Regions from separate parts of the Homo sapiens genome. Here region 1 is linked to region 2. Evidence: chromatin loops called from intact Hi-C (ENCODE). Cell type or tissue: mammary epithelial cell. All regions are shown on one strand. Links, peaks and the distances in the headings refer to the core of each region. The heading gives the core; the rest is flanking DNA.

Region 1 (8,539 bases), core at 2,521-5,020, 470 kb before region 2:
AGGTTTAGTCACGTGCAGCGTGAGGTGCTGTGAGATGTGTGGGTAGAAATGGAAAGCAGTGAATTAGCAGATGAGTCTGGTGCTCAGGAGAGAGGCATGGGCTACAGACGACACATGGATTCTCTTGGTATATTTCTGTCTTCTGACTAAGAGTTACATTGACATGTGACTGGACAAGATTAACAATGACACCAGTGGCTGTAGAAGAGACGGCATCAGTCTGGGACTCTTCAGGTGGACCCCATGCTTTAGAATTCTCCACTGAGTTCTTCAGAATTTGTGATTTGCAATATCTTAGATGGAAGGGATCTAGCAGTGATCCTGTCCAAATCTGCACTTAGTGTAAACATCCCTTTTTGGCACCAGTTTCTCCAGCTTACCAGTTTGTCCACACTCAACCCAAATACCTCTCTGCGTGCCTGTCCACCCAGCAACCCACCATTCATCATGCATTTATTAAGCACTTGCACCGTTTTAACAGGGAAGGTGTTATAACAAGGAATAGGCCATTCATTGTGGGGAAGTTCTAGTTCTTAGGAACTTTTTTTTAAATGCAGACAAAAGGTCTATTAGATCAGAAAGGACCACCTCAGCCTTGGATAACCATGAGACAGACAGATTTTCCACTGAGAAGCAGCACCTATGCTTTAGCAGTGTGGCTGTCTTTACTTCTAGGATTTGCCTCAGGGCCTTTCTTAAAATGAAATGAGATAACATAAAACAGAAGCATTTGAAGAGTATTTGTTATGCACCTTTGCTTTAGTTTTGAAATTCTATTTTCCCATTGTGCTTTCATTCAATATAGAGCTTAACAGCTGAAGCAATGTATGTTGTAGAGGGAATGGGGTCAGGATACAGCTTTGAACATGCACCTTTTATGCTTTTCAAAAAGCGCAACGTGGAAATTTTTTAACGAGTGATCTGGGATGCTGCGGTTCTGCAAATGCCCAGCAGGGGGACCTGGAAGGGACAACATACAGGTTTGCTGTGTTTTTTGTTTTGTTTTGCCTCTGAACTTAACATGTATTTTCAAAGGGCTGTTTCAATGCTTCCTCTTTGCAAAATTCGATGTTCTCCCTCCTTACTCTAAATTCAGAAATACACTGTAGCTTCCAAACAACATCAGGTGGGGTGCTCATATATACATAGAGAGAGAGAGGGATCTGTTTTTCTTTTAATTACAGGTTGGACATCAGTCGATAGAAGCCAAGTTGGGTAAAAAGACCTGCAGAGAGAAAGGATAGCTTCACCTTTCGGTCACAAACAGCATTTATGAGCAACCAGAGCAACCCAGGGAGGCCAGAGAAGGGGAGAGCCTAGGCCAATCTCCCTAAAAAGGAATGCTTTGAATGTAAAAAGAAAAATCCTTAACATTTTTCCTCCTCCAACTTTGTATTTGGAAAGATTTCACACCTAAAGAAAAAGTTGCAAGAATAGTTCAACCAACATTCATGTACCCTTCACCTAGATTCAGTGAACATTTTGCCACACTTGTTTCACTGTCTCTCTGCTCCCCTCTTTCTCCCCCTTTCTCTTGTATTTTTAGTGTATTCATAATTCTTTCAACATTTCTTAAGTACCTAATCTTCCTGGGTCTGCCCTCAAGGGGCTCATGGTTTATCGGAGGGTTCGATGCATAAACAGTCTAGCAAGAACAAGAAGGTGTCAAGCACAAGGGACTATGGGGACTGGAAACACAGTAAAAGGAGCAACGATGCCTGCCAGAATCAGAGATTGCTCTACCAAAGGTGACCTATGTGGGTACATAAGGGAAGAAAAAGATTTCCAGGCAGAGGGAACAGCCTATACCAAAGCAAAGAGGAAGCAGAGTCATGTGTCTGAGTTTTGTTTGTCCTGTTTTGAAACTTCTGCTTTCATCTCCTCCCTTCATATATATATATATATATATATATATATATATATATATATATACACACACACACACACATATACACACACATACATATATATATACACACACACACACACACATATATATATATATATATATATTTTTTTTTTTTGAGATGGAGTTTTGCTCTGTTGCCCAGGCTGGAGTGTAGTGGTGTGGTCTCGGCTCGCTGCAACCTCTGCCTCCCGGGTTCAAGCGATTCTTCTGCCTCAGCCTCCCAAGTAGCTGGGATTACAGGTATGTGCCACCACGCCCAGCTAATTTTTGTATTTTTAGTAGAGACAGGGTTTCACCATGTTGGCCAGGCTGGTCTTGAACTCCTGACCTCAGGTGATCTGCCTGGCTTGGCCTCCCAAAGTGCTGGGATTACAGGTGGGAGCCACTGCACTCGGCCTCATCTCCTTCCTTTGGATAGCAACAAGGGGCTGGGTGCGGTGGCTCATGTCTGTAATCCCAGCACTTTGGGAGGCTGAGGTGGGTGGATCACGAGGTCAGGAGATGGAGACCATCATGGCCAACACAGTGAAACCCCATCTCTGCTAAAATACAAAAAAATTAGCTGGGTATGGTGGTGCATGCCTGTAGTCCCCACTACTCAGGAGGCTTAGGCAGGGGGATCGCTTGAACCCGGGAGGCGGAGATTGCCGTGTGCCAAGATGGCGCCACTTCACTCCAGCCTGGTGACAGAGCAAGACTCTGTCTCAAAAAAACAAAACAAAACAAAACAAAAAAGATAGCAACAAGGGCTACCATTTAGCTACTGCATGCTTACTAAGCTGTGCCAGGCATTGTCTAGGGCTCTTTTATGCACCGTCTCATTGAATCCTCACAAACCTGCGGGGTCAGTACTGCTCTCATCCCCGCTTTACTAAAGTGGAAAATGAGGCTCAGAAAAGTTAGGAACTTAATAAAGGAGATCCAGCTCCTGAGAGGCAGGGTAGTAAGTCCTACTGCATGTTACTATATCTTCTTAAAGTTCTACAGGTGAGGCTGGACATGGTGGCTCACGCCTGTAATGCCAGCACTTTGTGAGGCCAAGGCGGGCAGATTACGAGGTCAGCAGTTCGAGACCAGCCTGGCCAACATAGTGAAACCCCGTCTCTACTAAAAATACAAAAATTAGCTGGTGTGGTGGCGCACACCTGTAGTCCCAGCTACTCCTGAGGCTGAGGCAGGAGTATTGCTTAAAAAAAAAAAAACCCCAGGGGGCAGATTTTGCACCACTGCACTCCAGCCTGGGCAAAAGAGCAAGACTCCATCTCAAAAAAAAAAAAAAAAAAAAATTCTACAGGTGAAACTCTCCAAGGACACTGAGGCTTTCTTCCATCCCTCTCTCCCGAACCCTGTTGCCCACTGATCCCAATATCCAGTTACAATATCCTGGACAATTTCTGCACCTGGTCACTGCCTGTCTTTGCTACCCCCAGACATCAAGATCCATGCAAATGACTTCCCAGACACATCCCCGCATCACCATCACCATTACCCATCACCAGCACTGCTATTTATTATTCACAATGCACCCTGCACTGAACCCAGATCATTATACATGAAACATCTCATTTAATTCCCCCAGAATTTTATGATGTGGACTCAGTATCTCAAATTTATAGATAAGAGGACTGTGTCTCTGAGAAATTTTATGACTTGCTTAAGATAATCTGACTAGTGAATTTATACACACTCCTGGTCTGAGAAGAGCCAAAGAAGGACTGAACTAAACAACAACAAAAAAACAGATTCAGAACTGAGTCTGAAGAGCAGTTCACTTTGCATGTCCATACATAATTGCTCCCAAGTGTAATTTACAGTTCTTGATGTTATCATCAAGGAGCAATTACCCTTCTAATTCAAACTGTCCCCAGTTATTGCCCCAATGACTCCACTTCCATTTTTGTATTTTGGCCTTTTTGGTGCATTGCCAGCCCTGAATTAAACAGTAATTTATGCTGGTTTCCCTATGAGCTGCTTTTGAGAAAGATATGTAATTTTAGTACTGAACACTAGATGTCACGATCAACCAGTTCAAGAAAAAGTCATCATCAAGCAGTATTACAAGTCTCACGTTTACTTGTGCTATATGATCTATAAAAGCAGGAACACGGCAATAAGGCATAGACTTTCATTTAAAAAATATTGGATGGTCTCTAGCCTCATTCTGAGGGGGATTATATATCTATCCAAAAATAGAAAGAGTTTATCTTTCCCTAAACAAGAAATAATAGCATGAGTACACCAAACATTACTGAAACACCATGCATTGTATTTTATTTATATCATATATTTGAAATTTCATATTGTATGTGTGAAGTATTTAAATTAGGCCTTTAGAAACTGACTTGAAACTCAAAGGATATAAAAATCCTTCATCCACAAGAAGTTCATCATAGCTCTCACAAGGGAGACAAAGCTTATATTGAGGTTTTGTTAAGCAGTTTTGAGGAAATGAGATTAGTATTTGGAAAGCAAATGTTGGAATCCAAAATCTTTGTTCATGCATGATCATATTCAGTCCATTTAAATGACAATCATGGCTGTCACTGATCTCCCTTCCTTAGTCCATTTGGGTGAATGTGGAGGTGGGATGGAAAAAAAAAATCTTTTTGGCTGGCAGCACTCAAGATTTGGTTAGGAAACTAGGTTCAGAATATTCTTTTTTTATTATTATTATACTTTAAGTTCTGGGGTACATGTGCAGAACATGCAGTTTTGTTACATAGGTATACACATGCCATGGTGGTTTGCTGCACCCATCAACCCGTCACCTACATTAGGTGTTTCTCCTAATGCTATCCCTCTCCTAGCCCCCCACACCCACCAACAGGCCCCAGTATGTGATGTTCCCCTTCCTGTGTCCATGTGTTCTCATTGTTCAACTCCCACTTATGAGTGAGAACATGTGGTGTCTGGTTTTCTGTTCCTGTGTTAGTTTGCTGAGAATGATGGTTTCCAGCTTCGTCCATGTCCCTGCAAAGGACATGAACTCATTCTTTTTTACAGCTGCATAGTATTCCATAGTGTATACGTGCCACATTTTCTTTAACCAGTCTATCACTGATGGACATTTGGGTTGGTTCCAAGTCTTTGCTATTGTGAGTAGTGCTGCAATAAACATAGATGTGCATGTGTCTTTATAGAATGATTTATAATCCTTAGGGTATATACTCAGTAATAGGATGGCTGGGTGAAATGGTATTTCTAGTTCTAGATCCTTGATGAATCATCACACTGTCTTCCACAATGGTTGAACTAATTTACACTCCCACCAACAGTGTAAAAGTGTTCCTATTTCTCCACATCCTCTCCAGCATATTCTTAAGCACTATAATTACTAGCATTTTGCTGGGAATTGTGAAAATAGAACACAAGAAGAGTAAGTAGAAAAAAATAGTAAATTTCAAGCCATTAGAAGATGGATTGATAAACTTTAAAAAATTGCTATGATCCATATGCAATAAAACAAAACTTGTGAAAGATACCGCCTATTTACTGAATGGCAGAAGACGGTTCCTCAAGAGCCGCCTATGGGAGCAGTGATTTGTTTTTCCATGTCAAATCTAGTTTGTCCTAAAAGCAAACAGCTGCCAAAAGCATATTCTGCATTTTTCAATAAATTTTCCAGTTCTCTATTTTTTAATACTTTCCCTCAACTGTCCATGAGATCTTGATCTGGCCTACCGTGGTCTTGTCATTTGGAATGCTTTTCATGATTGTAACTCCTGCCATTCTGCTCCAAAAAGTCATAGAATATTCATTTTTCAATCAAGTAAAAATATATTGTAAACAGGAAGTCTTGTTAAGGTACCTAAATACAGGTGGCTTTTCCAAGTGATGAACAAAGAAAGGTTTCCATTTGAAGTCCATAAATGCATTAGCCCCGAGCAAAGCAAACTTACCTTTCATCACTTCAAACACCTGTGTGTTCTGCTTCTTTTTCGAAATGTATGTTCTAATATTTGTATATGAAAAGACAGAGATTCATAGAATTGAATACAAAGCCAAAAATATACACAAGTAATAAAGAGGGAGCCTCAAAATAGTGGGGGCAAGGTGGACTATTCAATTATGGTTTAGGTAATTGGGTAATTATCCATAATTGGGTAGCCATCTGAAAAAAAGTAAAATTGAACCCATACCTCACACGATACACTAGGATAAATTCCAAATGAATTAATGTAAAAGGTAAAAATGTAAAAACACAGAACCATAAATTGCTGAAAGAAAACAGGATGATTTCTTAATAACTTCAAACTGTAGGTCTTTCTATGACATAAAATCCAGAATCACAAAAGAGAAAATTGCTAAATTTGCCATTTAAAAAATGTGAAACTTCTGCATGGCAAAAATAAACAAAATTTCATAAGCAAAGGCATAAGTTAAAAAAAAAATAAACCCTGCAATTTACACAATAATCTCTTTAATGCATAAAAAGCTCCTACAAGTTAAGAAAAAGATCAGCAACCCAATAGAAAAATGTGCAAAGATTATTAAAAGACAGATCACACAAAAGGAATGTAAGTGGTTCCTGGGCGAGGGTGAGGGCGAGGGCGAGGAGGGCACTGCACAGAGCTGGGACCAGGGTGGGTAGGGGAGGTGCTTAGGGCACGTAAGTGAAGGAGACCTGGAGAACTTAGTAAATGCCTCCTTAAATTCTTCACCCAAGGCACTGCACTCACTTCATCCTAGCCCAGTCCCTGAAGGTTCAGTTCTGAAGCATGTGAAAAGATGCTTGAGCTCACTCAAAATTAGATAAATGCAAATGAAAACTAATAATACTACAGGAGATACCACTTTCCCCTTATCAGACTGGCAAATAGCCAAAAAGTGGATAGCAAACCACTCTCATACATTGCTGATGGATGTGTTAGTTGTTTCAACCACTTCGGAGGGCAATTTGCCACCCACTAGCTATCAAAATCACAAATACATATGAATTCTTGGCTCCCTTTTAAGAATTTATCCAACAGTTATTGCAAACATGTAAAGGGACCCATGTACCAGTATATTAACTGCAGTGCTGGGGCTCAGAAACCAATACCCGAAAATATAGCACTTTAACATGCTGGACTGAAGTAAGCACCTCAAGGTCTCTCTGACCTTACCCTACCTCCACCTCCCTTTAGCCTCTCAATGTTCTGTCTCTCCCAAAGCTGTTCTCTGGAGTTCCCTTATCTTCCTAAAGTCCACACCTGCCAAAGAAGAAAACAATTACCTCTGGTCCTTTCCTTGAGTTTTCATTAACTCATATCGCAGGAAGAAAGACTCAAGCTGTCAATGCCTGGGCAGACTTCTGTCACAAACCATCGTCTTCTATTTTGGTGCCTGATATGGTTTGGATGTGTGTCCCCTCCAAATTGCATTTGGAAACGTGATCCCCAGTGTTGGAGGTAGAGCCTAGTGGCAAGTGTTTGGACCATGGGAGTGGATCGCTCATGAATGGCTTAGCACCATATCCTTGGTGATGAGTTCTCAGTTCATGTGAGATCTGATTGCTTAAAAGAGTCTCCCCCTTTTCTCTCTCGCTGCTGCTCTTGCTATGTGATGTGCCTGCTCCCACTTCACCTTCCACCATAATTGTAAGCTTCTTGAGGCCTTACCAGAAGCTGAGCAGATGCCAACACCATGCTTCCTGTACAGCCTGCAGAACCATGAGCCAAATAAACCTCTTTTCTTTATAAATTACCCAGCCTCAGGTGTCTTCTTTATAGCAGTGCAAAAACAAATGAACACAGTCCCATTCAGTATTTCAAAAAGAATCATTTACCAGCCATTGTCTGCTCTGTGGGCCCAAGAGACTTTGTCCCAGGTCACTGCGTGTTCTCCAAGTCCATTCATTTCCCCGTAAAAATGTTACTATCCCTCAAATTGCCACATTTCCCTCATCTCCAATTGCCTTATGAAAAAGGGTGTATAAACATTTCCATTGGGTTGCTGGGCATTCATTCTCCTGCAATTCCCCCGTGCTATGCATGTTAGAATAAATTTTGTATGCTTTTTTTTCTTATTAATCTGTCTTTTGTTGATATTCACAAACCTCCAGAAAGTAAAGGGGGAAGCTTTCCCTTGGTCCCTACAGATGAGGTGCTGTGAACAGGATAACCGAAACCACTCTGCTCTTCTGGAAGCCAGATTCGAGGGAACCCCAGACCTGATATGCCAGCCAAAGGGGAGAAATTCTTATCAGTCACTCTTGGTCACTCTTTGTGAAATCTGGTTAAGTAGGTGGTAAAAATAACTGTCTCATTTTCCTTTCCAAATTTAAGATTAATGGGAGAAAAGCACTTGTTTGACTAGCATTGAGTATAGCAGCTCTGGTGTATTTTTATTATGAATATTCATATTATCTAATCCTTCTCTTTCCAGAAATAGTCTTTGTTTTTTCCTTCGTCTTTGTCTTCCTGTTTTGTTTTGTCATAAATAAGGGTATCACAGGGTAGAAGTAGGATAGAACATAGGCCTAAAACCCCTATAAGCCCATTGTCTGAGCTGATCTCCACAGACTGGTGAGTTTTATGGTTCTCATCAGACCCGCATCTATTTAAGACAAACTGTGCTGTGGGTCCCTGAAATGAAAACCGGATGAGGGTCTCCTTTCGTCTTGCTTTATGCCCTTCAGAGTTGACTTGT
Region 2 (2,500 bases), core at 1-2,500:
AAAATGCTGCCTTAGAAATAAAAAGGAAAATTCTGCCTCCCAGAATTTTCTATATAAGGGTCCTTGTTCTAGCCCCTCAACATGTGTCTGTTCTCTCTTTTTTTGAATAGTTGTGAAAACAGGTGAAGATCACTGGGATATCTTCCTTATGTCTTCTCCTTTGTCAACTAATCATGTCAGATTCTTTGGAAATGCTCTAGTTTATTGTCTGCCCTCTAAAACTAGTAATAGTTCAGGTGTAATCTGACCACTGTAGAAAAAAATGGGATGGGACTGTCTCCATTGTCTGAATTCTCTTTTTCTATAAATGAATATTGTTTTAAGCCATATTAACTTTTAATAATCACATCTCATAATTAATTGAACTTGAATTTAGCAATTCCAAGTCACTTTAACACACGCTGCTAAGTCTAATCTTGTATAATACTGAATTTGTGCTAAGAATTGTTTTGCTTGATTGTTGTTATGGAATAAAGTCCAGGATGTTCAATTCATCTATTTTTTATGTTGTTAAATTCTGCTTACTTTTCTAGACTAGGCATAAACAAACTTTTTCTGTAGAGGGTCAGATAGTATGGTAAATATTTTAGGCTTTGTGAGCTGTATGTGATCTCTATCTCATATCCTTCTTTGTTGTTCTTTTTTTTTTTTTTTACAATGCTTTGAAAACATAAAAGCCATTATTAGCTTGAGAGCTGTACAAAAAGCAGGCTGCCAGATGGATCTAGCCCATAGGCTGTAGTTTGCCAAACCCTGTTCTAGACTATGGAGATACTTTTGGATTCTCATTTGATCAACCAATATACCAAGAACTCTAATTTCTCTAGTTTCTGTCATTCACATACTTTACCAGAATAACAAATATTTTCTCCTAGACATTAATAAAAATGTGAATAGAATGGACTGGAGGAAAAAAGCCTCATGGCATGCCAGTACAGATTTCTCTAAAGGCTGGCATTAATCCATTACTTCATGTTCTGTAAGTATACTTGAATCAAAAATCTACATAACCATGTCATACAATTTACTCAAAATGATGCCATAAAAGACTTTGCCAAATGCTTTGCTTAAATACCAAAACACTGTCTATAGCACTCCTCTAACAAGGTCTATTTGTAATTTCTAGGTCAGGAAACTAATTCTTTTCTGGCATGAATTGTTTTTTAGTGAGCTAATGCTGCCTCCTAGTGACCAATTCCTAAGTACTCACAAACCATCTTTTTATTTTATTTTATTATTTTATTTTTTTGAGACAGAGTCCCCTTCTGTTGCCAGGCTGGAGTGCAGTGGCGCGATCTCGGCTCACCGCAACCTCCAACTCCCTGGTTCAAGTGATTCTCCAGCCTCAGCCTCCCGAGTAGCTGGGATTACAGGCACGCACCACCATGCCCAGCTAATTTTTGTATTTTTAGTACAGATGGGGTTTCACCATGTTGGCTAGGATGGTCTCAATCTCCTGACCTTGTGATCCGCCCACCTCAACCTCCCAAAGTACTGGGATTACAGGAGTAAGCCACCGCACTGGGCCACAAACCATCTTTTAATAATGCAATTTAAATTTATTTCAGAATCAACATCAAGTTGACTGTCACAATTTGTGGAATTTATATTCTGTACTTTTGACATTAAAAAAACCACAGTGCCACAAAGTCACTGTAGCCAGACTGACTGCCTCTCTAGATTCCTCTTCTCTAAGCTCAGCAACTCTGAAAGAAAGGCAGCAGCCCCACTCAGAGCTTATAGATAAAACTCCCATCTCCCTGGGACAGAGCACCTGGGGGAAGTGGCGGTTGTGGGCACAGCTTCAGCAGACATAAATGTTCCTGCCTGCCAGCTCTGAAGAGAGCAGCGGATCTCCCAGCAGAGTGCTCGAGCTCTGCTAAGGGACAGACTGCCTCCTCAAGTGGGTCCCTGACCCCCCTGCCTTCTGATGGGGAGATACCTCCCAGCAGGTGTTGACAGACACTTCATACAGGAGAGCTCCAACTGGCATCTGGCGGGTGCCCCTCTGGGATGAAGCTTCCAGAGGAAAGAGCAGGCAGCAATGTTTTGCTGTTCTGCAGCATCTGCTGGTGACACCCAGGCAAACAGGGTGTGGAGTGGACCCCCAGCAAACTCCAGCAGACCTGCAGAAGAGGGGCCTGACTGTTAGAAGGGAAAAAACAGAAAGCAATAGCATCAACATCAACAAAAAGGATAACTACGCAAAAACTCCATCCAAAGGTCACCAACAGCAAAGACCAAAGGTGGATAAATCCACGAAGATGAGGAAAAACCAGCACAAAAAGGTTGAAAATTCCAAAAACCAGAATGCCACTTCTCCAAAGGATCACAACTCCTCACCAGCAAGGGAACAAAACTGGATGGAGAATGAGTTTGACGAATTGACAGAAGTAGGCTTCAGAAGGTGGGTAGTAACAAACTCCTCCAGGCTAAAGGAGCATGTTCTAACCCAATGGAATGAAGCTAAGAACCCTGAAAAAAGGTTACAGGAACTGCT

Evidence for each region. Peaks named below come from ENCODE experiments on the same cell type or tissue, not always from the same donor. Only the 100,000 strongest peaks of a DNase experiment are listed, where the experiment ranks them.
Region 1: it touches region 2 in a loop (7-fold over the local background); 26 of 110 quality-filtered maps call a loop at or near these places.

What each region holds. Positions count from the first base shown.
Region 1 is chr15:71,436,054-71,444,592 of GRCh38, reverse strand. The region is part of intron 7 of THSD4 (thrombospondin type 1 domain containing 4); the gene reads right to left. Among named protein-coding and RNA genes, the nearest start is that of THSD4-AS2, 250 kb to the left of the region's middle. In mammary epithelial cell, for the core only: a CTCF peak has its summit at 3,907 (motif pointing right); no DNase peak of the experiment used is centred there; H3K27ac peaks cover 1,079 bases.
Region 2 is chr15:70,972,875-70,975,374 of GRCh38, reverse strand. The region is part of intron 9 of LRRC49 (leucine rich repeat containing 49); the gene reads right to left. Among named protein-coding and RNA genes, the nearest start is that of LRRC49, 81 kb to the right of the region's middle. In mammary epithelial cell, for the core only: a CTCF peak has its summit at 1,177 (motif pointing left); no DNase peak of the experiment used is centred there.